2 separate regions of the Homo sapiens genome follow, and region 2 is linked to region 1. Evidence: read pairs that join two places in POLR2A ChIA-PET (ENCODE). Cell type or tissue: OCI-LY7. All regions are shown on one strand. Each heading gives the region's core, and the rest is flanking DNA. Links, peaks and the distances in the headings are about the cores only. Region 1 holds the start of LOC107984897 (a long non-coding RNA gene). Region 2 holds the start of LINC02131 (long intergenic non-protein coding RNA 2131).

Region 1 (12,427 bases), core at 1,785-9,784:
ACTCTCAACAGTGAGCTTGTCCTCAGCACTGCTGCCTGCCAGCCTGGGAGTTTGGATTCTTAGGGAATTGAATTCTTCTGGATGCAACCTTTTTGTAGCATTAGACCTTACCCACCATCACCAAATGACTGCTGATTGGCATTTGAGACCTTCTCCTTGTAGGAATTATTTCTTAGGGTTACCTGTTTTGGAATGAGGAGAAATGGTCATCGGGGTGTCGGGACGACAGTTACCTGCATGCCTAATGGAATAAGCTTGGGCATGGGGAGAGAAAAAACAGCCTTTTCTAGCTATACAAAGTTGTGTAAAGGCATGGGCCATTTCTACTAAAAGGTCAGCTGTCACTACGCGTGTACTTTTTTTTTGAGAAAGGTTCTCTGTCACCAAGGCTGGAGTGCAGTGGCAAAATCAAAGCTTACTGCATCCTTGACCTTCTGGGCTCAAGTGATCCTCCTACCTCAGCCTCCCTGGTAACTGGGACCACAGGCATGTGCCACCACACCCAGCTAATTTTTAAATTTTTTGTAGAGACAGGGTCTCCCTATGTTGCCCACGCTGGTCTCAAACTCCTGACCTCTGGTGATCTGCCTGCCTCGGCCTCCCAAAATACTGGGATCACAGGCATGAGCTACCGTGCCCAGCCTAGGAGGAAGTGTTATCGGGGGACCTGGGGAAAACTCAGCAAAACTAGCCTAAATAGTGGTGGGGATGGGGAGGGATGTACCTATTTTCTTTCAGGACCTCAGAAATTTAAGCATTTTAGTGGCCATACAAAATGTCTGGCTATGAAAGGGACTTCATGACCATCCAATCCAATATAATAATTGCAGTCAGAGAAACTGAGGCCTTCCATGACTTGCCTGTGGTCTCCCAGCTAGTCTGAGGCAAAACTGGATTTCCACTCTGTTATTTGTTCTTCCTTTACATTACGTTGCCTCCTTTATAATGTCCTGAGAGAATAAAACTCTCACCAGAACTATGTCTCAGCCAAAGTATAGAATCATTCATGGCAGACAGATTAATGACTCAGATAGAAATCTCATGCCATCAGGTCTTGGGCAGCTCCCATAGAGTCCTGCTGCAACTTTTGTGCCTTCCGTAAAGTGGCAACACTCTAGGCTCCTTGCCTCAATTTTAGAGCATTAACTCCCTAATTGCTAGTGAGCAAAGGGGCAGATCTCTGCAAAGCTACATTGTCTATAACAGCTCTATTTGTACATGGTGTGACTAAGTACCTCAAAAGTAACCTGCTTTTGCAGGTTTTTAAGGATCAGCTGCATAATACACTGAGGTTTAGAATTGATTCCAGATCACAACTGAGGGGAATGAATGGAAACAGAGGAAATGAAGGGAAAAAAGCAGCATTGTGGAGCTGAATAGTGGTGCATCCACCAGGACTAGTACTGATAAGGACGACACTGTCCATTCTCTTGTCTGCTAGATTAAGCATTTTTCTTGCCTCCTTTGCTTCATCTTTTCACAACTGGATGGAGGGATCAGAAACAACTATGTCATGGTCCTCATTCCTGAAAACTCCCCATTGCAAGCTCCTTGCCTCTGCCTGGAGGGAGAAAGAACCTGTTATAGCTCAGAGATGAAGAGGGCAGGGTCTAGCCTTTTAGCCCTAGTGGCCCATTTGGATAGGACTGCCACTCATGACTCTCCTGATACTGGAAGAAAGGACTTTGTTAATCTTCTCCCTCAAGGATAGCTCTGCTGCATAGGCCCACACCCTGCTCAGAATCACTACACTTTAGTCTTCCTCCAAGCTCCAGAGCCGTTGGTACAAATGCTTTACTGAAACTAAATATGTAAGATTAAGACATACGGAAGATAGCATAGTCGTCACATCCTGTTCCTTGGTTAGCTGAGGCAGCTCAGTGGCTGAGCCTAGTCAAGCCAACCCACAGGTTCATTCACGACTTCAAGATTAGATGCCGATTCTTTTGGATTTCTACAATTATTAAATACACGTCTGAGTGGGGGGAAAAACATCCGGATCCATCGTAAGACCATGCATCTAGCTATTGGATGACACCTTGGTAATTCATCTTCTCTGCTCATCTGAGAGGGGGGCATTATGCTGAGATCTTTTTCCTTGTCTTAAAATAGTTGTTTTGACCCATCTGCAAATATTTATATAATGTATTATACTAGGCTATGTGTGAGATCTGTGGGGCATACAAAAAATAAAAGTAATCTGTAACCTCAATGGGCCTACAGTCCTTCTGAGGCGTAAATAGAAAGCAGGCCAGGTGTGGTGGTTCACGGCTGTAATCCCACCACTTTGGGAGGCCAAGACGGGCAGATCACCTGAGGTCAGGAGTTAGAGACCAGCTGGTCAACAGGGTGAACCTCCCATCTCTACTAAAAATAAAAAAAATTAGCTGAATGTGATGGTGGGCACCTGTAATGCCAGCTACTCGGGAGGCTGAGGCAGGAGAATCGATTAAACCAGGGAGGCAGAAGTTGCAGTGAGCCAAGATCACGCCACTGCACTCCAACCTGGGTGACATAGTGAGACTCCATCTCAAGAGAAAGCAAACACTTTGGGTGTTTTCTTTGTGGCAGGCTCTTATAACCATACATTCCCCTATCTGCCAATCAGCAATCTGAGGTTACGATTGTCCGTCTCCACCGACAATTTTGAAATCACAACACTAAAGCTTATCTTTGATCTCATAGAAATTAAGTGGTGAAGACAGGGAGGGGGGAACAAGACACACTAGGGCCTGTTGGGTGTTGGGGCAAGGAGAGCATCAGGTTAAATAGCTGCATGTGGGGCATAATACCTAGGTGACTGGTTGACAGGTGCAGCAAACCACCAAGGCACACATTTACCTATGTAACAAACCTGCACGTTCTACACATCTATCCCAGAACTTAAAATATATAATGTGGTAAAGCGTACTTAATAAGTGCCATGGATGTTCTTGTTCTTGTTCATACATTGAGGTTGTTCATTCCTCTTAAGGAATTCTCAGTAAACCCTGAAAGTCCTTTTAACTTTAAACGTGAGAGAGGAGGACTCTTTCCATCCCAGGGGCAGAAATAACAGGAGGATGAGAAAGAGGGAACTGAGCAAGGACCTTCTGCTTTTCCCCTCCTGCTGGCTATTCCACTTGTTTTAGAAGAAAAGGTTAATTCTGAGTAGCATGGTAGAATCGTTTTCGAGAAGAATACTAATACTCTAGATATTTCCTTTTTTTTTTTTGGAAGGAAACTGAAGCTGAAAGAAAGGGACTGTGGGTGCCATCCATACAATTTGTGACTAATGTGTACCTTGCCAGTCTGCTCTCATGTTGACATGTGCCCAAAGCAGTTCTGTCATGCTGCCTCTTTTTCTAGAATGTCAAGCCTTGATCACGCTGATGATTTACTGTGTTAATAACACATGCTGTGTTTGTGGGAATAAAATTTCTACCTTCTGCGTATGTGTCCACCTGTTGGGTTATACTGAGAACGCTCCAAAAGAAAGGGCCTGGATGGGGACAGCTCAGAAAAGGTCACCCCAAAACTCAGTGCCATGAAGGAGACCAGTGCTAACTGAACATCTGCTTGGGTAAAACACTGCATTTGACACATCTACATCTCTCATTCCATTTAATTTTCAACAATAATCCTCTGAGCTTAGTACAAGTATACACAATTTTCAGGGAGGATACTAAGTTTCTGAGAAGACACTCACCTAATCTCACCTGGCCGCTAGTTATTGATGGAGCCCATATGTGAACTCAGCCAATTCTTACTCTTTTCCTCTATGGCAGGCTCCCTGCCAGTGTTTGTCATGGCAGGTCAGCACACGGGATACTGGATCTGAGAATCTGATCTCCAGGGATCTTCCCCTTATTCTGTTCCCCTTGGAGGATTCAGCAGATACCTGGAGTGGAGGATAAACGGAGGGGGAGTCATTGTCTTCACATTTGGGAATATGTGCTCATATGAAATGATGCAAAGGAGGACAAAAATAGTTGGCCAGGGGGGGTGGCTCATGCCTGTAATCCTAGTACTTTGGGAGGCTGAGGCAGGTTGATCACCTGAGGTCAGGAGTTGGAGACCAGCCTGACCAACAAGGTGAAACCCCGTCTCTACTAAAAATAAAAAAAATAGCTGGGCGTGGTGGCAGACGCCTGTAGTCCCAGCTACTTGGGAGGCTGAGGCAGGAGAATTGCTTGAACCCGGGATGCGGGCAGAGGTTGCAATGAGCCAAGATCATGCCACTGCACTCCAGCCTGGGAGATGGAGTGAGACTGTCTCCAAAAAAAAAAAAAATTGTTAGCATTCACTTCATTGCATACATGTATACAATGACTAAGGTATCTATGAGCTTTCTTATTCAATCCTCCCAATAACACAGAAAGGTAAGTACCGTGACAATTCTTACCTGTAGATAAGAAGCTGAGCACTGGAGAAATTAACTAGTCCCAGTCTTCTAGTTAACTACTAAGTAAAGGATCCTTGATTCATACCCAGCTCTGAGTTCTGAGCATTAATTACTTTGTTGCATTGCATCTGGTGTTGAGTGATTATTCTGTCCCCATCAACAACTGGTAGGCCACAGAAACCTTTTATTTATGGGCAGTTCAGGCAAGTAAATTTCATCACCTAATGAGACAGCTTTTTTATTTAGAGAGCTGTCAACCTGAGATAACCTCCCTCTCTGGTTTGGTGGTGGTTACTCATTTATTCAGAGCTGCTATTAATTTTAATTATTTGTTTGACCTTTGACCACCATAAAGTTCATCTGATTAAAAAAATTCTTTCTTAACACAAAAAATTGCTAATAAATACCAAAAGCTCTAGGTCAACAAAGACAGGCATGCTTGATTAAATATCCATGGAGCTTATAAAATATCTGCCTAGGCCGTTGGCATTTGTAAAGAGACATTTATGACTCCAACACAATCTTTGCTATCATTGGGCTATGGCTAACATATCAATCTTGACCATCAGCTTTGACTTTTCCTCTGGAAAAATAACATAAGCTTTCTACATTTTCTACATTTCTGGCACCATACAGAATTCATGCATTTTAAGATACGCACACTTTCTCAGCAAATGAGGCTTTTAAGAAGCTGAAATAATATAAATTCTGCATACTTTAAAATCCATAAAGCAACAGAAACTCTCCACAGGGGACAGGGAAAGGGAGGCTTCAAAGCAGGAGGAATGTACATTAAACATAAAAGAGAGTTTCCTCTCTCTGAGGGTGAAGGACAATGTTTGCCAAGAATGTTCTTCTTTGAAGATGACTGTGAATAGAGCCGGTTTCTTTGCAGTAGTTTTTGGATTCAGGGAAAGAGTCTTTTGAATTTTTAAATTTTCATTCCATGTATTCTTAAATCTCTTGACTGATCTCTTAGTCTTTTGTGATGGTGGATGAATTGTTAGGCAAAAGTAACTTGGTGGAAAATATCTGAAAAAACTGAAAGGAGAAAGAAAGTGTTAAGTTGTTCTGCTTTTGGTGAGAATTCCCCAACGTGTGAAGATTACTTTTTGTTCTACTGTCCTGATGTTGAGTATCCAGTCATAATCCACTCCTTGCATTGTAGTTTGGGATGCAAGCTGGTCTCTGGGTAACAGATCCATTTAACTGGCAAATGCAAAAGTTAAGATGAGTCCTCCACTTAATGCAACTTTTTTCTCTGTTGCCAACCCCCTTTCTTTGGATTTATGAAGGATGCATTCTAGCTCTTATATTTTTTAATAAGGTAGGCTGAAACTTAATGGAAATAGTGCATTACTGAAATGCTAAGCTCTCAAATCAGTAGGATGTGTCTGACAAGCACCAAAGTATTAAAATAAGTTGGCGCATTGACGTCCAGTTACATATATAAAACGTGGTTCTTGATTTAAAAATTATGGACCAAGAAGCAGCTTCTCTGCTCCTTCTGGAATCTCCACTTGGTTCAGCCTGCCTACCTCCACTCTGCCTCCACTATGTCCATCAAGGTGACCCAGAAGTCCTACAAGGTGTCCACCTCTGACCCCTGGGCCTTCAGCAGCCTCTCCTACACAAGTGGGCCCGGTGCCCCCATCAGCTTCTCTAGCTTCTCCCGAGTGGGCAGCAGCAGCTTCCGGGGTGGCCAGGGTGGAGGCTATGCTGGGGCCAGTGGAATGGGAGGCATCACCATCATCACAGTCAACCAGAGCCTACTGAGCCCCCTTAACCTGGAGGTGGACCCCAACATCCAGGCCGTGCACACCCAGGAGAAGGAGCAGGTCAAGACTCTCAACAAGTTTGCTTCCTTCATAGAGAAGGTACGGTTCCTGGAGCAGCAGAACAAGATGCTTGGAGACCAAGTGGAGCCTCCTGCAGCAGCAGCAGATGGCTTGGAGCAACATGGACAAACATGTTCGAGAGCTACATCAATAACCTTAGGTGGCAGCTGGAGACTCTGGGCCAGGAGAAGCTGAAGCTGGAGGCAGAGTTTGGCAACATGAAGGGGCTGGTGGAGAACTTCAAGAACAAGTATGAGGATGAGATCAATAAGCGTACAGAGGTGGGGAATGAATTTGTCCTCATCAAGAAGGATGTGGATGAAGCTTACATGAACAAGGTAGAGCTGGAGTCTTGCCTGGAAGTCCTGACTGACGAGATCAACTTCTTCAGTCAGCTATATGAAGAGGACATCCAGGAGCTGCAGTCCCAGATATCGGACACGTTTGTGGTGCTGTCCATGGACAACAGCCGCACCCTGGACATGGACAGCATCATCACTGAGGTCAGGGCGCAGTATGAGGAGATCGCCAACTGCAGCCAGGCTGAGGCTGTGAGACCATGTACCAGATCAAGTATGAGGAGCTGCAGGCGCTGGCTGGGAAGCACGGGGGTGACCTGTGGCGTTCGAAGACAGATCTCTGAGATGAACGGGAACATCAGCCGGCTCCAGGCTGAGATTGAGGGCCTCAAAGGCCAGAGGGCTTCCCTGGAGGCCACCCTCGCAGATGCCGAGCAGTGTGGGGAGCTGGCCGTTAAGGATGCCAACGCCAAGCTGTCCAAGCTGGGAGGCTGCCCCACAGCCGGCCAAGCGGGACATGGCACGGCAGCTGCGTATCAGGGGCTGATAAACTTCAAGCTGGCCCTGGACGTCGAGATAGCCACCTACAGGAAGCTGCTGGAGGGTGAGGAGAGCCGGCTGGAGTCTGGGATGCGTAACATGAGTATCCATTCGAAGACCACCAGTGGCTATGTAAGTGGTCTGAGCTCGGCCTAGGGGGGCCTCACAAGCTACTGCCTGAGCTCCAGCTTTGGTTCTGGCGCCGGCTCCAGCTCCACCAAGGCCGTGGTTGTGAAGAAGCTTGAGACCCGTGATGGGAAGCTGGTGTCCGAGTCCTGACATCTGCCAAAGTGAACAGCTGCGATAGCCCCTCCCAGCCTGCCCGTCCTGAGGCTGCGCCAGAGCCCAGAAGCGAGGCTGCTGTGCAGGAGAGCTGGGCGAACGGGAGACCCACCTGAGGCTCAGCCCTAGCCCTAAGCCCACCTGCAGGGGAGTTTACTATCTGGGGACCCCCCTTGCCCATGCCTCCAGCTACAAAACAATTCAATTGGGCTTTTTTTTTTCTTTTGGCTAAAATAAAACTTGAGCTAGCTCTGCCAAAAATAATAATAATAATAATAATAATAATAATAATAATAATAATAATAGTGTTTGCTCCTTGTAGAAAGTGTAGAAAAATAAGAAAAAAATTTCACCCACATTATGTCGCCCATAGGGTAACACTTATTAACCATTTAATGCAGTTTTTTTTCCTTTTTTTTTTTTTTTTTTTTTTGAGAGTCTCGCTCTATTGCCCAGGCTAGAGTACAATGGTGCAATCTTGGCTCACTGCAACCTCTGCCTCCCAGGTTCAAGCTATTCTCCTGCCTCACCCTCCCAACTAGCTGGGATTATAGGCACCCACCACCGCACCTGGCTAAGTTTTGTATTTTTAGTAGAGATAGGTTTCTGCATGTTGGCTAGGCTGGTCTTGGACTCCTGACCTCAGGTGATCCAATGCAGTTCCTTTCAATCACCTGTGTTTGTTAATGGCTGCATGTTTAAAAATCTGGAATAGGCTTAATGTGCTGGAAACTTAATATTTGTAGTATGAGGACAAAATAACTTATGCAGTTCATTTGACCGCAGTTTGTTTTTGATTACTGTGAAAGCTCTGAAAGTTACAGCTATAAGCAACCTTAACCTGTTTTGCAAGTTACTCTTGCTTGTTACTTGATTTCTGGGGGGATGTTTTGTCTTTGACTTTGAGAATCTGCTCTCTAGACTTACATAAATATGACAGCTTGTGTTACTAATGTTAATAGATTAGTTAGGTAATATGGTTAGTTTTAATAGGTAAAACACAACCCAAAGAGCACTGTCTGTGGTCTTAGGCAGATCTGGACTCCAGTCCTGGCCCTGCAGCTTCAAACCTGTGCAGCCTTAAGCAAATCACCAAGCTCAAATCTCTTTGATCCTTAATTTCCTCATCACTAAAATGAGAGTAAAAACCTACATCATATGGTTATTGTGAGATAAAAATAGGTGCATATTCAAAGAAAATCACCAGATAAACTTGAATTGTCGTCACACAGCGTGACTTAGAATTTTTCTAAAAAATCAACACGTATCATAATATGTAAGTTTTTGTAAGTGAAAAAGCCATACTGTTAAAAGGTTAAATGGTACCTGGCCTTCTATTTTTCCTTCAAATGATACCATGCTAAAAGACAAATAATAAATTAAGAGTGTTCACTTTTTGAAGGGTAACTATAGGGCTGATTTAGGTTGCTCATTCTGGCTAAATCTACACCTTGGAAAATTACTGTCATTTTAATTTTCTTCCCATTGTTCTTGGAGTACTCGGGAAATTTATCATCTCTTCTCAGAGCCACCTGATACTTCATTTTTGAGCAAGTGCTTCTAAAATGATGAAGGCGTTTTTTATCTCCAGTTTTTAGAAACCAGTTTGCAGCTGGTGGTAATTTTAATTTTCTAAGTACCTCTTATGAGCAAAAAACTTTGTAATGCCTTTCTGCCTACATTATCTCACGAAACGGTCACAAAAACTTTAATGAAACAGGAATATTCCACTTTCTACATGTTTTTGTTTTTTTATTTTTGAGACTGGGTCTTGCTCTGTCACCCAGGCTGGAGTGCAGTGGTGAGATCTCGGCTCACTGCAGCCTCCACCTCCTGACCTCAAGTGGTCCTTCTGCCTTGGTCTCCCTGAGTGCTGCTGTTATAGGTGGGAGCCACTGTTCCCCGGCCTCTAGATGTTCTTAAATATTGCCAGCAATTTACAGATGAGGAAACCAAGTCAACAGATGAGTTGTTTTGATTCCTGGCAAAAAGCTGGATCGGTATCTCTGGCTTTTTTTCCCCATTACAGAGAGGGAGGCAAGACGGTCATTCCATCGGTTGTCACTGAGTTCCTGTCATCGGCTGCACTGGGGAGCGCGAGGCTAAAAGGGGGCAGTGAGTTCCCTTGGGTTCCTCCTCACCTGGGTGCCCAGGAGCAGATGGAAGCCAGGCCGCTTCCCTTTCCTTTCCAGGAGGCCGAGCATGTGCTGCTGGAGGACACTTTACGCGGGCGAAAAAGTGGCCCCGCTCAATCAGCCCTTTATGTTGTCCAAGTCCACCCGCAGCGGCCCGGGGAAGCCAGCGCTGCAGCAGCTCCGCTCGCGGCCAACACTTCAGCACCTGGCCCTAGCGGACAGCGCCAAGCGTGGCTGCAGGCCTGGAGGCCCAGCGCCCACCCCAGGCACCGCCCTGCCAGGGCCGCCGAGGGTACTTGGTCGCCTGGAACGTCCCAAGCAGCAGCACTGCCCTCAGCAGCCGGGTGCCGCGACCGGAGCCAGCGCCTCGCCGCTGTCCGGCCCCTTCGTCTCCGCGCCCATTGCCCGGCCTGTCCTTCCCTGGCCTGCCTTGAGCTATCTCCCCAGGATCCCGCGCTGTAGCCGCTCCCCGGGGCAGCATTCCATCCCTCGGGCCCGGACACGCTGCCTATCTGGGCCATTGAAATGTCCAAACACATAAACAAGTTTGAGAAGGGGTTGCTGTAAAGGTACCCTTCCTCCAGGCTGAGGGCTCTAGCCGCCCTTGGAGTCTATCCTTGATGGCTCGTCTTGAGACCTTTTAAAACTCCATTGTTGTGCTCCCTACTTTATTTAAAAGTATGTTTCGGGAGGCTGAGGCACGAGAATCGCTTGAACCCAGGAGGCGGAGGTTGCAGTGAGCCAAGATCAGGCCACTGCACTCCAGCGACGGAGGAAGACTGTCTCAAAAAAAAAAAAAAAAAAAAAAAAGTTACCAATCATAAGCCACTACTTTTTTTTTTGTTTTTTTTTTTTTTTTTTTTTTTTGAGACGGAATCTTGCTCTATTCCCAGGCTGGAGTGCAGTGGCACGATCTCGGCTCACTGCAACCTCCACCTCCCAGGTTCAAGCCATTCTCCTGCCTAAGCCTCCCGAGTAGCTGGGATTACAGGCGTAGCCCACCATGCCCCGCTACTTTTAGTAGAGATGGGGTTTCACCATGTTGGCCAGGATGGTCTCGAACTCTTGCCCTTGTGATCCGCCCACCTCGGCCTCCCAAAGTGCTGGGATTACAGGCGTGAGCCGCCACGCCCAGCCTATTACTGGTAACATTTAATGCTGATATCCATTGTCATATATGTCTGTGTTTAGTGTATTCCCAGTTGAATTTGCACAAGGCTTTTCGAAAGCAATTTCGCACCATGAAACAAAGAGTCTGTGGTAAATATTCTTTGATACTATAATTTCACTTCTGGAAGTCTAACAGCGGAGAAAAATCTAAAGTTGAAAAGTCAACCACACACAAAAATCACACAGATGTTCCTTTAAAAACTAATTATAAAGACTTATTACAGCATGATATGCAAAACTAGAAAAATGAAAAACATTTTTACTTATTTAAATAATGATTTTGTTTTTTTTGACAGGGTCTTGTTCTGTAGCCCAGGCTGGAGTGTAGAGGTGGAATCATGGCTCATTTCAGCCTCAATTCCCTGGGCTCAGGTGATCCTCCTGCCTCAATCTCTTGTATAGCAAGGACTACAGGCATGGGCCACCACATCTGGTTTATTTGTTTATTTTTTGTAGACACAGGGTCTTGTTAATGTTGCCCAGGCTGGTCTTGAACTCTTGGCTTTAAGTGATTAAGTGATCCCCTCTCACCTTGGCCTCCAAAGTGTGGGATTGTAGGTATGAGCCACCACACCTGGTGTCTTTTGTTTTTTTTTTCTCTTGACCTCTGCTATTGAAAGCCAACTAAACATTTGTATTTAGAATGTTTAAATAAAACTTCAACCATAAATGGATTCAAAACATGGAAATCATGCATGTGCTGAATGGATTTGTATATTGGAATATTATGGAACCAGGGAAAGTACATTATAAAAATGATAAAAAGTGCTTATTTTATAAGTAAAATAAAGCAGGACATAAATTTTTAGTACAGTTGATGTAATCTCTGCAACTTTTATGGGCGATGGCAGAATTATTTAGACAGTACTGGATACATGTGCTCAATAAATAGTAATTGGATAAATGAAAAGACAGGTGAAGGGTAGTTCCTAACATGTTTTTTCTACTTATAATTTTCTGTAGCAAGATATGTTGGTTTTATAGGAAACAACACTTTTTTTAAAGATGTCATGTCTAGAAACTTTGTTCATAAATTGTATTTTCAAATCTTGACTTTATTTTATTTGAGACAGGGTCTCACTGTCACTCAGGCTAGTGCAGTGGCATGATCACAGCTCATTGCAGCCTTGACTTCCTGGGCTCCAGCGACTCTCCCACCTCAGCCTTTTGAATAGCTGAGACCACAGGCCTGTGCCACCATGCCTGGCAAACTTTTGTATTTTTTTGTAGAGACAGGGTCTGGTTATGTTGCCCAGGTTGGTGTTAAACTTCTCAGATCAAGCAATCCACCCGCCCCCAGCTCCCATAAGTGCTGGGATTACAGGGCTGAGCCACTGCCCCTGGCTTCAAATCTTATCTCACAGTTCTGTGAGTGATGGTTTAATTCCCACTGATAGATGAGGAAGTGCGGGCCCAACACCTTATTCTTATGTGAAATCAGATTGTAAGTGCCGAGTCTAGGTCTTCTGACTCCAAGTCCCTTGACATTTCCTGACATTGAACTCGGCTGGTATGTTCCAGGCTCTGGTTTGGGAGACAGGAATCAAAATTGCAGTCCCTGCCCTGTCCCTGGCTTGCTGGGTGATTTGGGGGTAAGCCACTTTCCTTTGTGTCCCTTCCTTTCTTGGGCTCTTGACCTGGTGGTTTATAAAATCAATCTTTCCCACTGTTTCTTTCAGTGGAGAGAGGACTCTCTTAGGATGTTGGATATCCTGTCTAACGTTGCTCCCCTAGTCACTTTATCACTCATCTCCTTGTTTTTTCTTTCGTCATTTTCAT
Region 2 (12,427 bases), core at 1,722-9,721, 460 kb after region 1:
TCTAGTAATATATCAATAGATTCAATTCAGCATGTCTTAAACCAGACTCATATATCATCTGGTCTCTGCCATTCCTAAATTAATACTTTTCTTTAACTTCTCTTTTTCTCAGTGGTCATATCATAAGTTCTTCCAACAACTGAGTTTACAATTTTAGGGTGGTTTTTTATGATGCATTGCCTCTTTGACAATATCCATATAACCTCAAAAGTCTGTTAATCATGCTTCTTCAGTATCCCTCTGAAAGAATTTTTATTTCTGCTGATGTCATTGAGTTCATATTTTATTCTCCTGTATTCTCCTCTTATTCCAAATGTGCAAGATGGCTCCCTAAAGTGATCTTCCTGTCCCCACCGTTCTTTCCCCTGATCACATCATGCTCGGACCAATATCTGAAAGCAAGAATCTTTGTAAGTCATTACGTTGTTAAATGACATCTCTATTGGGTGTAGAATAAAGCCCTGAAGATTCAGACTGCAGCCAGTGTCTTTGCCTTCTTTTACCTTACCTCACCTGCCTCCAATAAATGTATTTCCTCTACACAGATTAGTCCTCTAATTATTTCGCAGACACACCAGGAGTCTTTATTTTCCATTCTTCTTTATGATGATTTTATGAGGCTTACTGCATTCCTCAAAGACAAATTTTCATCCACTCCCTTATGGCATTATCCTGACATCCCAGTCATGGAGATTTTACCTTTTCTTTCAAAGCATTTACTTTGACATAACTTATGTAAACTTATGTTTAGTATCTTTGTGCATGTCTTGCCTCCCAGCCACACTGTAACTTTATCAAAATCAGGAAATGAGTCTTTAATATTCTTGTACCACATCAGAAGGCTTGGGAAACAGGAAATGCTTGGGAATTGAGGAATTGAATCTGTAATATTCTTGTGCCACACCAGAATGCTTGGAAATGCATCAAATTTGTAGAGATAAAATGATTCATAATCTCTTTCATAAGAGCAATTACCATGAATTATCCTAAGTATACTTGTTTACTTTTCTTTCTCTGTGGTTTCACCCATATTGGCCAGAATATGCTTCATGAATTAAACAGGAAGTATTGAACATAAAGTTTTATAAACCAATCCAAAAATTTGATAGCAAGGAACTATTGCAACTTGGGGTAAAATCTTTATAGGCTTCCTTTTTATCTATTTCTTAACAGCACACGTTTTGTGTATTGAAAATCCTGTCTCAGTTACATCCATATAATTATATTCATTAATGGATTAATGCAATGTTGATTGACTGTTTCTTTCAGATTCGTCTTAAATGGTAAGCAAAACTCTTAAGAGACTGGGATTCCTAATGGCATAACTAGCTTCTCAAAGTTTCAGTATATATCATTGGATCTCAAAAGTACTCTTTGATTGACATTATGAAAATATTTACAATAAAAAAATGAAAAATAACTATAATAAGAAAAAGTAGGGGAGTAACTAAGTAATGTCTGGCATATCCACATCACATAACACGGTATTTTTAAATCTTAGCTAAAATTTGTTAAATCATACTGAGTTTTTAATGACACAGATGCATGCCAGCTTTTTGCTGTTGTGCAACTTTTCCATCATTACAGATTGTTGCACTTGACAATGCTGATCTTGGAAATTATTTGAAAGAAATCTGAAAACAATTCCTTTTTCTCAAAAGTATGCCACTGTGTCTTCCCCATTTATATGTGACATCAGTAAGCAAAATGGCAAATTGCATTACACCCTTGTTCAGCACTCTCAAGCTTGGATTATATAGTGACACTGCTACTTCTTTCATTGCTCTGCTATTTCTGTAACAGTTATCACTGACAAAGAATGTTATTTACTTCAGAAGTTACTTCCTATCTTTGATAAATATCAATTGTTTTTCTCAAGGATATCAGTTATGGAGATAACCATAGCCAATAAAAACCACTGCTCTGTATGAAATGCTCACTGTATGCTAGAAAATACGTGGCTGGTATCAAGTGCACATGCGGTGTCACAAAAATAACAGTTTCAACTTTTGCATAGAATGAGTAATGGCAATTCTCCTCCCAACACACTGTACTCTACCTAGACTCTTTAGTGGTGTGCAATTCATCAGGACTTTTGAGGCACATGGCAGAAGGCAGCATTTCATTTTGATTGCTGGATGTAGTTTCCAATGAAAATTAAAGATTAATGATGTGAGTATGTAAAAGTCAATAAGAAGAAAAGGCCAGGACTCTAAAACATTTGTAAACAGTGTAAAGCTTTGTACCAATCAAATGGCTGCAGACAGGGAAAGCTAATACCGACGCAATAAAAACCGAGCGCTAACCTTTCATTGTGTCTGGTGCTGAGCTTCTAGCATTTGATGAATGGCTACCTTGTGCCAGTGGGTCATTTGGGAGTGTCTGGGTCTTTCATGTGGTTGAGACAGCTGTGGGCAATCTGTGGATATGGATCACCCTGCTGAGAGACGCAGCTACGTGTGAAGGCAACACTGCACTTAGGAGGAGTCAAAAAATAGATTAATATCAAGTACCAATTTACAACGTGGATGAAATCTTTGTGGGATTTTCAACTCAACAGAAATTGTCTCATTGGCTTTTGATGTCTCCTTGAAATGAGATCATTTTGTCTCCAAGCTGGTATTTACATGTGGGTAATTAGGTTTCCTATTCATCACTTCCATCATCCTCATAAGTTGTATGAGATAGGTGTTGCTTTTGCTGCCTCATCTTCTTACAAAGGCTCAAAGAAGCTCAGTAACTTGTCTAAAGTGGCAGAGCTAATAAATTGCTGAGCTGGGACCTGAACCCAGGTCTGTCTGATTCCATAGCTTGAGCTGTCATGCAATGGAAGGTGAACTGTAGCATTTGGTGAATGTAAAACTTCCTGTTTGCTTATATTAAAGGCTATTGCTATTTTTTTTTTAATTAGGGGAGACTGGGTGGGGGGAAGGGTAGAGTGTGTCTCAATTCCGAAATTCAAAAAGGGCCACATAGGAATCTCTATTCCTCTTGCCCTTTTGGCATAATATCCCCAGTTGTAGCAGGAACCAGTAGAATGGGTTTCCCTTCATTGTTTTTGAGAAGGAAATGCCTGTTGAACTTTGACAACAATGTTAACGATTGCCAGAGACCCTCAATTTATTATTCATCTCTCAGGAATCCTATGGAAATTTCCTTTGAATACTCTTTCCTCATCAATATTAATAATCGCATGATGTCGTGCATGCTTTGTGTTCGTCAAAATGCCATTGTGCATGTGACCTCATTCCATCTTTAATATTTTATTGGAAGCTTTCTACATGTTAAGCACTGTGTTAGATGCAGGAGATATCAAAAGATGTATAGCACAACTTCTTCCTCAAGAGTTGAGTCTGAACTCTAACCTGATGTCATGAAGTAGACCAGATACCTTCCCCATTTTATACACTATTATTTTCCACAGCATAACCTTCTGTCCTCACCTTCTACAAGTTCCTTGTCATATTTTTTACTCTATCAGTGTTATTTTTTTCAGGTTGGTTTGTTTGTTTATTTGTTTTTAAACAGATAGTCTTGCTCTGTTGCCCAGGCTATTGTGCAGGGGTGCAATCATAGCCTACTGCGGCCTCCAACTCCTGGGCTCAAGCAATCCTCCTGAGTAGCTGGGACTACAGGTGCATGCCATCACGCTCAGGTAATTTTAAAACTATCTTTTGTAGAAATGCTGTATTGTCCCAGCTGGTCTGAAACTCCTGGCCTCAAGTGATCTTCCAATATTCTTATATTTACTCCTCCTTAAATATTAATGAGCAACTAAACATTCTCACATTCATCTCCAAGGTTTTTCTCATGCTTCATCTCTTCTTGACCTACTTTTCTGTATGTCCATATTGGACCCATCCATAAACCAAGGTAGAGTCTCCTCTCCTCCTTGACAGCTATTCAGGAATCAGGCAACCTCTCCCCTCTTTCAATTTTCACTTCAGTTATTGTCACCATCTTACATTTGATACTTGGAATATAGTGTACTTTGATATAAACACATTTTTCTTCTGTATGTAATTGGTCTCATGGCCTATCTATAAATACAGAAAGATCATCGATAGGTATTCTAAATAAATAAAAGTACTGTGCAATATGCATGATATTTGCTAAAAAGAATACTAGGAATAATGTGGAGCTTGTAAATTGGAGATCGCTGCCAGATTTAATACCAAAATATGTATTGTTGAGCTAGTAAAATACTGGCATACATAGTTTTTCAAAAGTTTTAATTGATTGTCAGTATCTAAGTACTGGAAGATCTGACATAGCATTCTAAATTTCTGGCTTCATTTGAAAACTCAGAGGCAATGTTTGGCCTACTTTTTGCATGGTAACTGTAAGCTGAGGCCAAGAAGCAACTGCCATTGCCTCCTCAATGTTTGGGTGGATGAGAGTCAGTTTCCCATTTATCACCATTCTCATTCTAATTATTTCTCACAACAGTGTTAAAAGGAAAGTGAAGGCTGGGCATGGTGGCTCACACCTGTAGTCCCAGCACTTTGGGAGGCTGAGGTGAGCAGGTCACTTGAGGCCAGGAGTTCAAGACCAGCCTGGCCAACATGGTGAAACCCTATCTCTACTAAAAATAAAAACTAGCCAGGCATGGGGGTGCATGCCTGTAATCCCAGCTACTCAGGAGGCTGAGGCAGAAGTTTCACTTGAACCCAGGAGACGGAGGTTGCAGTGAGCTGAAATCGCACCACTGCACTCCAGCTTGGGTGACAGAGTGAGACCTGTCTCCAAAAAAAAAAAAAAAAAAAAAAAAAGGAAAGAAAAGATAAGAAAGTGATGTATTTCCTGTTACCTATGGCTTTGTCTCAGGGAACAAAAAGTTAGCATGAAAGGGCTGGTTTTCAAGAAAAATGAGAGGAAGCATTATTATTGTTTGGGGACTGAAGTGGAAAATAGAACTGTGAGTTAATAGTTTGTTTAATAAGAAAACAAAACAAAACATAAGTGGCTATGATGGGATAAACCTGGCCCATTGTAATTTTTGTCATCCTAGCCCTTGCAGACATTTGTGTTTGCTTTTGACCCTTGGATCAGGGAAAGGTCAAGGACCTAAAGGTGGGCTGGGCCGAAGTCCTGGCTCTGGCCTTCACTAGTGTTTGACCTGGGTGGGTTAGGGCTAACCACACTTTTCCTCTCTCTAAAATGGGAATAATGATATCTGCTACATGGTGATAAATTGAGCTTAAAATGAGATGCATAACAGGGGACTTTTGTCTGTTTTTGGTAACCCTAGTGCCTGCAACAGTGCCACAGTGCCGTGTGCATGCTTGGGGCTTAATAGACATATATTGAATAGACAATAACATCTGTAAAGCACAATGAACTTTGCTCATAGGAGGCCATTAGCGAATTTGAGCATGTTGTTAAGGAGCTAATCATACTTGTTAAGTGTAGAGACTATTTGGTCTTTTTTTTTCCCAGCACCTAGGCCGCCGTAGAGCCGGTCATTAATATTTATTTGCAGAATGAATAATGTCTGATTGTCCGTCATTTGGTAATCTTTCTTAAAGAGAGTGGCACTGGGGACATCTGGCTGCTATTTTGGTGTGGGTTTTTTTACCTCCTTGAGATACAAGGATTGTCTTGTTGTTCCATGTGGCGTAGGCCTAATATTTTTCTTTCTTTTTACGGTTTGGTATATGGCTAGCGGAGGGTGGTATCTTCTTAAGAAAGTTTATTTCACTTTCTGAAGGTGTTTTTCATTTTCCCAGCTGCCCTTCACTTCCCCCTACATGCCGTTTGCACAACTTCCCAGCTGGCAGATGTGAAGTGGATAACCTTGTAGCAGTCACCAGCATCTTTAACAATGAAGGGTCACAGGGAGCAGGTTAACACTCAGCGTTGTGGGGTTTATTATTACATCCAAGCTCCAGTATGGTTTTACCAGAGAGCCAGTCTTTTTTTTTTTTTTTTTTTTTTGAGACGGAGTGTCTCTCTTGTTGCCCAGGCTGGAGTGCAGTGGTGCAATCTCAGCTCACTGCAACTTCCACCTCCTGGGTTCAAGCAATTTTCCTGCCTCAGCCTTGTGAGTAGCTGGGGTTATAGGTGCCTGCCACCATACCTGGCTAATTTTTGTACTTTTAGTAGAGACACGGTTTCTCCATGTTGGCCAGGCTGGTCTTGAACTTCACAGGTGATCAGCCTGCCTCGGCCTCCCAAAATGCTGGGATTACAGGTGTGAGCCCCTGTGCCCGGCCACCAGAGAGCCAGTCTTGGGCGGTGCAGCCAGGCCGGCCATTATTTTGCAATCTTGGCTATTCTCTGGTGTCTTTTCCTACTCGACATTAAGGAGTGGTTTTTCAAATAAAGGTTTCATTGACAAGTTTGTAAAAAGGAAAACAAAAATGAGTTAAAAGTCTGCCTCAGCGTCGCATGCTTAGGACAAAGCCCATATTGACTTACGTAACTTTTAGAGGCTTTGTAGTTAGCTTTCCAGCTCTCTCACGTTCATTTCGTGCTTTGACTTTGATCTTCAGAGCTTGGGGCTCAGTGGAGGTTAGCGAAATGGGGCATATTGGGTGCCATGCATTGTGTTGGAAACTTTCACAAATGCTGACTTGTTTATTCATAGAAGTTGCCAGCATCATAATGGCCCATGACAACTTATGCAAAACAACTTTGGGTTCTCCTCTGCACCACGGTTGCAATTCAGTTTCATTGTCTCCCCGGGAAATACACTCCAGACTCTTGGGGATTGTATGATAGGCTCATTGGAATAATTGATTTCTTAAAGATGAGTAGTTATTCTATTGTTTTTATATATCATCCTCAAAGTATGTGGTAATTGTGGTGGCGTTTGTACAGTTTGTATGGTCAGGAATGTTTGTGAGGCATTAATTGAATATTTCTTATGAATATTGACTGTGCAAGGTCTCCTGAAGGCAAAGAAAAACAGTAATGTGAACGCATAGTAGGTAGTCAATGAATGTTTATTAGCTAAGACATTCTTTTTTTAATTGATTGATACATACTTTTAAATAATGTGTTTTCTTTACTGTAACACTAATGTATGTTGCTTGTGAATCACCTGGCATATATAAAATATGTGTTTATTAAATAAACAACGATTCATTGGATACTTACTGTGTTCCAGGCTGTGTTCTGGGCATCAGGGATACAACCATGAACAACAGACAGAGTCTGTTGTGGAGTTGTGGGGTTGACATTCTTATGGCGGTGAAACACAGAATAATTCTGAGTTGTACATCTATGCCTTTTTTTTCTCCTGTTCTTTGCTTAAGTGCCATAAAACAAAACAAAACTAAGAGTTGAGGTAGAGACAACAAGGTAGCCGCATACCCTTCAAGTAACTACTGTGAATATCTTTGCACATTTTCATTTGGTGATTTGCCTATGAATTGTGTGCAAGTGAATATATGCGAACATCTGGGTTCCATTTGGTTTCATTTTATTTCAATTAATGACCCATGTTAGGTTGTCGAACAAGGTGGACGTGTGAACGCCAGCTTGTGTTTTCATGCTTTTCTAGATGAGAGGAGGCAAGGTTTCCAGCGAGGTACCTTTTCCCCTCTTGATTTACCCTCTTCCTCAAGCCCCCTATCCCAGAAAGAAACCTGGCCTGGGCCCAGTGCACCTGGGACAGGCAACCTGGGGCACGCTAAGCCCTGACTCCACAAACATGCTCTCCCCACTCCGTCTTGATCTCCGGATTGTGGTCCTGCCATGGCTGTTTTCAGCTGAAATAGCATGAAAAATGAGTTTTTGTGGTGTTTTTAATATAAATAGTAGAGATGCCACAGGAATTCAAATTCTCAAGGGATGTGCTTTCTTACAGGACTTAATACGTTCTGGGAAGACCATTGAGTTCTGCCTCCCCACCGGCTCTGCCCCATCAAAGAAGGAAGGGCTGGCAGTGTCCAAGGGCAGGGAATGTCTGCTAGGTTGACGGCTCCAGCTGGTGCTGCCAGCCCAAAGCTCGCTGGGCCACGCAAGCCGAGAGAGTGAGCTCTAGGGTAGCAGTCTGCAGACTTTTTCTGTAAAGGGCCAGATTGTAAATACTTCAGGTTTTGCAAACCTTGTGGTCTCTGTTGTAACTACTCAACTCTGCTGTTGTAGCATGGAAGGAGCAATAGACAATGTGCAAATGAGTATGTCTGTGCTCCAGTAAAACTGTATTTACATAAAGAGGTGACACGTCAGATTTGACCCACATGCCATAGTGTGCAGACTCCTGCCCCAGAAACTGAATCAAAGGGCCCCTGGGATCCTACCTGGGCTCTACCACTTACCTTCTGGAGTTGTAGGTGGGTAGTTTCAGCTTCTTCCTCTGTTAAATGCGTTTCTTAAGAGCACATACCTGCTGGTTCTCATGAGTCTTAGTGAGATAATATAAGAAGGCCTCCAGATACAATCTCCTCTGTGTTGAGTACCTGGACAAGGGTTAGAGTACCTGTCCCATCTGTCTTCCCAGACAGCTTTGACCTCTGGAAAAATTTCTCCCTCCAGTCTGAAAAGGTATTTACCCCCCAAAATTTTGACTAATTCTCCTCTTCCAGGATGTAGCTCTTCTCATGCCCGTGTGTAAATCTTGTTAAGCCTAAAGGCCAATCCATCCCATAAATTTTTCCTGGTTGCAGGTCATATTTCACTCACTTCTGCACCCTTCCCCAACACTTTAACTGCACTTTTGGAATGGTACTCATCCCTTGTTTAATACCACTTCGTTTATTCATTCATCCATCCATCCATCAAACACACAGGTCATTGACTATGCATTCTCCATCCTGCTATCAGTGTGTGTCTTAACTAGCACTTTTATGAGACCACAGGCCTTTTGAGGTCAGGGATCCTGTTTTATTTCTCCTGGTACATCAGAGCCTAGCACTGGGATGAGCATAATCTATATGCTCGGTAAAGCTTTTTGTGATGAATGGGAGGGGGATGAATACTCTATCTCAACCTCCCTGTCCTCAGTGTTCTTGGCATAGAGACTTGCATACAGTAGGCATCAAAAACACACATGTTGATTGAGTGTTGCCTTCATACCATTTTACTCAGCCTGTAATGCTGTTTCTTTACTTGAGGGACTTGGTTGCCAAATATCTTGACCTTTTGCCTTTTCCCTGGTGAAAGGGCAGGACTTGTGAATGAGAGGGGGCTCTAAGCCCTGGAACGGCAAGAGTCTGAAAGCACGCGGGTTAGAGGGAGAGAGGTGAGCGTAGGGCATGGGTGGTGGGGAGGGGGTTGTGAGTTCCAGCTCGTCCTTAACACCCATCTGGGTGGCCTCTGAAACCAGACAGGGTAATTATCCCTCCGGCCCCTGTGCTCTAAATTATTTACATTTCCCAGGCAAGACACTGAAAGGGGAAGCATAGAAGGACCCTGCCTCCTCCTATTATCAGACTTGACTGTTCCATTTCCTCCCCGGCTGATCTAAGATGGTTTGTGGAATTCAGAAAGGGGCACCAGGTTCAGAGTCAGGAAGCCCAGGGTTTGAATCCCAGCCCGTGATTTTGAAAGGTTGCTTTATCCAGAGGGGTATCCATTTCCCCTTCTGTAGTATGGAGGTAATAAAAGTCCCCATCTCACAGGGGCTGATGTAAATGAAAACAAAGCCAAAAAAGCAACCAAATGCACATGTAAAATGCAACAACGTATGTATAGAGAATCAATGAACACCTGCCATTTTCCTTTCCTCTGCCTTGTTTTACAAATATTTGAATGCTTCCTTATCTTGCCTCTTGAGGAAATACTTTTGGAGACATTGGCTTTCTAGCAGAAGAACTAAAGATTGGATGAATCTCTCATTCTGGGTTTCATAACCTTGGTCACTGCTGATAATTGACATCGGATAATTCTTTGTTGGGCAGTGGGGAGGGCTCACCCAGTGCAGCGTAAGATGTTTAGCAGTGTTCTTCGCTGTGATCTGTAGATCACCATCAGTAGCACTCACCTCTTACTTGTGATAGCCAAAAATGTCTGCACATATTGCCAGATCCCCTGGGGTGGCGGGCCGGGGGGCACAGTTGTCTTCCACAGAGGATTACTATGGACAAATGACTAAAGAGCTCCTTGCAGGGTGTGGGAGGCAGATGAGCTGGTGATGGGAGTGGCTCCCAGAAGTGATTTCTTTCCTCCTTTGCAAGGGAAGTGCATCCCTTAGGATCCAAGTGCTGAAGGAGAACAGGCTGTACTGTGGTCCCAACGCCTGGAGAAGGCAGAGAAACAAGACTATCAGACTCGAGGTTTGTCATGGTTAACAGGCGCTTTGTGTCAGGGCCACCTGAGGGCACTTGCCAAATTAGGTAACCAGGACCCCAGACATGACAGCTGTGCAGACCCAGGGTCACTGGCCCCTATAGAGGTGTCTCCCTACATGGGAGGAAGACACCATTCCTAAAACTCAGACATCCAGGTCGGATGCTGGTTCAATCTCCTGGTTCAAGCAGTCCAGCCCCAGTAGCTGAAACTACAGGCACATGCCACTATGCCTGTCTAATTTTTTGTATGTTTTGTAGAAACGAGGTTTCACCATGTTCCTCAGGTTGGTCTCGAACTCCTGGACTCAAGCAATCTGCCAGCCTCAGCCTCCCAAAGTGTAGGGATTACAGGCATGAGCCCCACTGTTCCTGGCCAAAATGTTCACTTTTAAGCAGCCTCACAAGAGATTGTGATACCCACAGAAGCTTTAGGATCTCTGCCCTCATTGGGAAGGCTATAAGCTTTAGATCTGGAACTGAATTTCATGCCCCCTCAAACCCAAACACTTACTAGATGTGTGATCTTTAAAAAGTTTTACTGAGCTGCCTTCCTAAAACAGGTTCAACAATGTTTGCCACCCTGGATCATTACAGAGATAAAATACCATTTTCTGAGTAGCCATTAAGTGTCAAGTATGTGGAAAGTACTTTTCATAGGTGATTTCAATGTGCATTCTTATAAAATTCCAAAGGAAGAGAATAATTTTACTTTTCATCACAGGGCTCTGCTGTGTGAATATTAAGCCCATTCTATAGATTAAGAAACTGACGCTTGTTAAGTCCCTTGCTCAAGGGTGATACAGGCCTATAGCTCCCTCTTCCATGGCTCACCCCAGGTTTTTTCGCTCTGCATTGAGCCTTTTCACCTCTGATCTCTCCTCACCAGTAAATTGCCACACTTGATTTCTACCCCCAACCTGGGCACTTACTCAGTATTAATGTGTAGGATTCTTTCCTAGAGTAATGCCAAGGAAAATCCAATCAGATGTCAACAAGAGGATCTCATCTGAGAAACCGATGCCAGGTGGGAAATGAGTCAGGACAGCACAGTAGGTGGGAAATGAGTCAGCTAGAATCTTTTGCCTTCTCTAGAAACAAAGACACTTAGACTGATCCACAAGTGAAGGGATCTTGGCACGTGTTCTGCTCTGGGATGAGTGCAGGTCCCTTACAGTAACTCTCCTGATGATCCTCACTTCCACCCCAATTTACTTTTACCTAGCACCAGTCTGAGGCCTTTTGTCACCAACATAAATATCCTTTCAGCTTCCCCTTTCGATGCAGGAAATAACTGCTAGTAACGGCGAAAGCCAAGACTGGACCACGTCACACGAATTCCACTCCCGAACCTCTTTTTTTTTTGGGGCCAATTAGCTGAAAGGGTTCGGGGAGCTGATCACAATCACTCATTGGGATCTTTCAGGAAGCAGGGGCAGAAATGAATTGATGGAAGTGGGTAGCGCTTTTCTTACGTTATTGGCTTTACTTGAAAACTCTGTTCAGGAAATTGTGGGCATTCGTTAAAGTGCTGCTTTGACCCCTGACTTCCATGGACTCACTGTGAAAACAGCTGATTGGTGAGATGGGAGGATGAGCTGAGTAATACAGGACACCATGACGTGAATCACAGAGGCCCAAGCTCTTGCACATTGCACAGTGGCGGTTTCTCGAATGCTGGGAGTGCTTCAAAGTCTCCACCTCATGATGGGCAGGTCCGGGGGTTACGCCCGGGAACCATAACTAGAAGTGGCTGTTTGGTGGTTATATGCAGGAAACTCTGTCAACCCATTTTACAGGTGAGGAAATTCAGCCTTAGGAAGTCTGGAAATGTGTCCGAGATTACACAGTAGAGATTCATACATATAGTCATCTGATCTTTAAAGCGGTGTTCTTTCCATTTTATCATCAATCATTGAATGCGATCCTAGGAGTTTACCCCCTCCCACCACTCTCGTGTAGAATTTCCTTTCTGCTCTGTTTTGTCAATATATCCAACATTTGGAAAATCAGTTGTATGTTGCATGTGTGTTTCCCCAAAGGGTGACTTTATGTCTTAGATCTCAGAAGCTTGGAGGGTGCTTGATGTTTCAGAGTGGCAGAGACTAGACATTTCTATAGGGTTTTCTACTGACCACGCCAGCTACCAGTGGACTGAGAACAACTCAGTATGGTCTTGTCGCTTGGCTTAG

The links. ChIA-PET counts read pairs that join two places held together with the same protein. Peaks named below come from ENCODE experiments on the same cell type or tissue, not always from the same donor. Only the 100,000 strongest peaks of a DNase experiment are listed, where the experiment ranks them.
Region 2: POLR2A ChIA-PET joins it to region 1 with 11 read pairs; 2 of 35 experiments call an interaction of 5 or more read pairs at or near these places.

Annotation. Positions count from the first base shown.
Region 1 is chr16:78,043,411-78,055,837 of GRCh38, reverse strand. It overlaps LOC107984897 (a long non-coding RNA gene), which reads right to left and starts at 4,545. Exons shown (of 4, transcript XR_001752267.2): 1 at 4,385-4,545; 2 at 3,689-3,880. It also overlaps the pseudogene KRT8P22 and the pseudogene LOC100131126. RefSeq lists an enhancer at 2,555-2,724. In OCI-LY7, for the core only: no CTCF peak of the experiment used is centred there; no DNase peak of the experiment used is centred there.
Region 2 is chr16:77,584,914-77,597,340 of GRCh38, reverse strand. LINC02131 (long intergenic non-protein coding RNA 2131) reads right to left here and starts at 6,456. Exons shown (of 3, transcript NR_184319.1): 1 at 6,421-6,456. In OCI-LY7, for the core only: no CTCF peak of the experiment used is centred there; no DNase peak of the experiment used is centred there.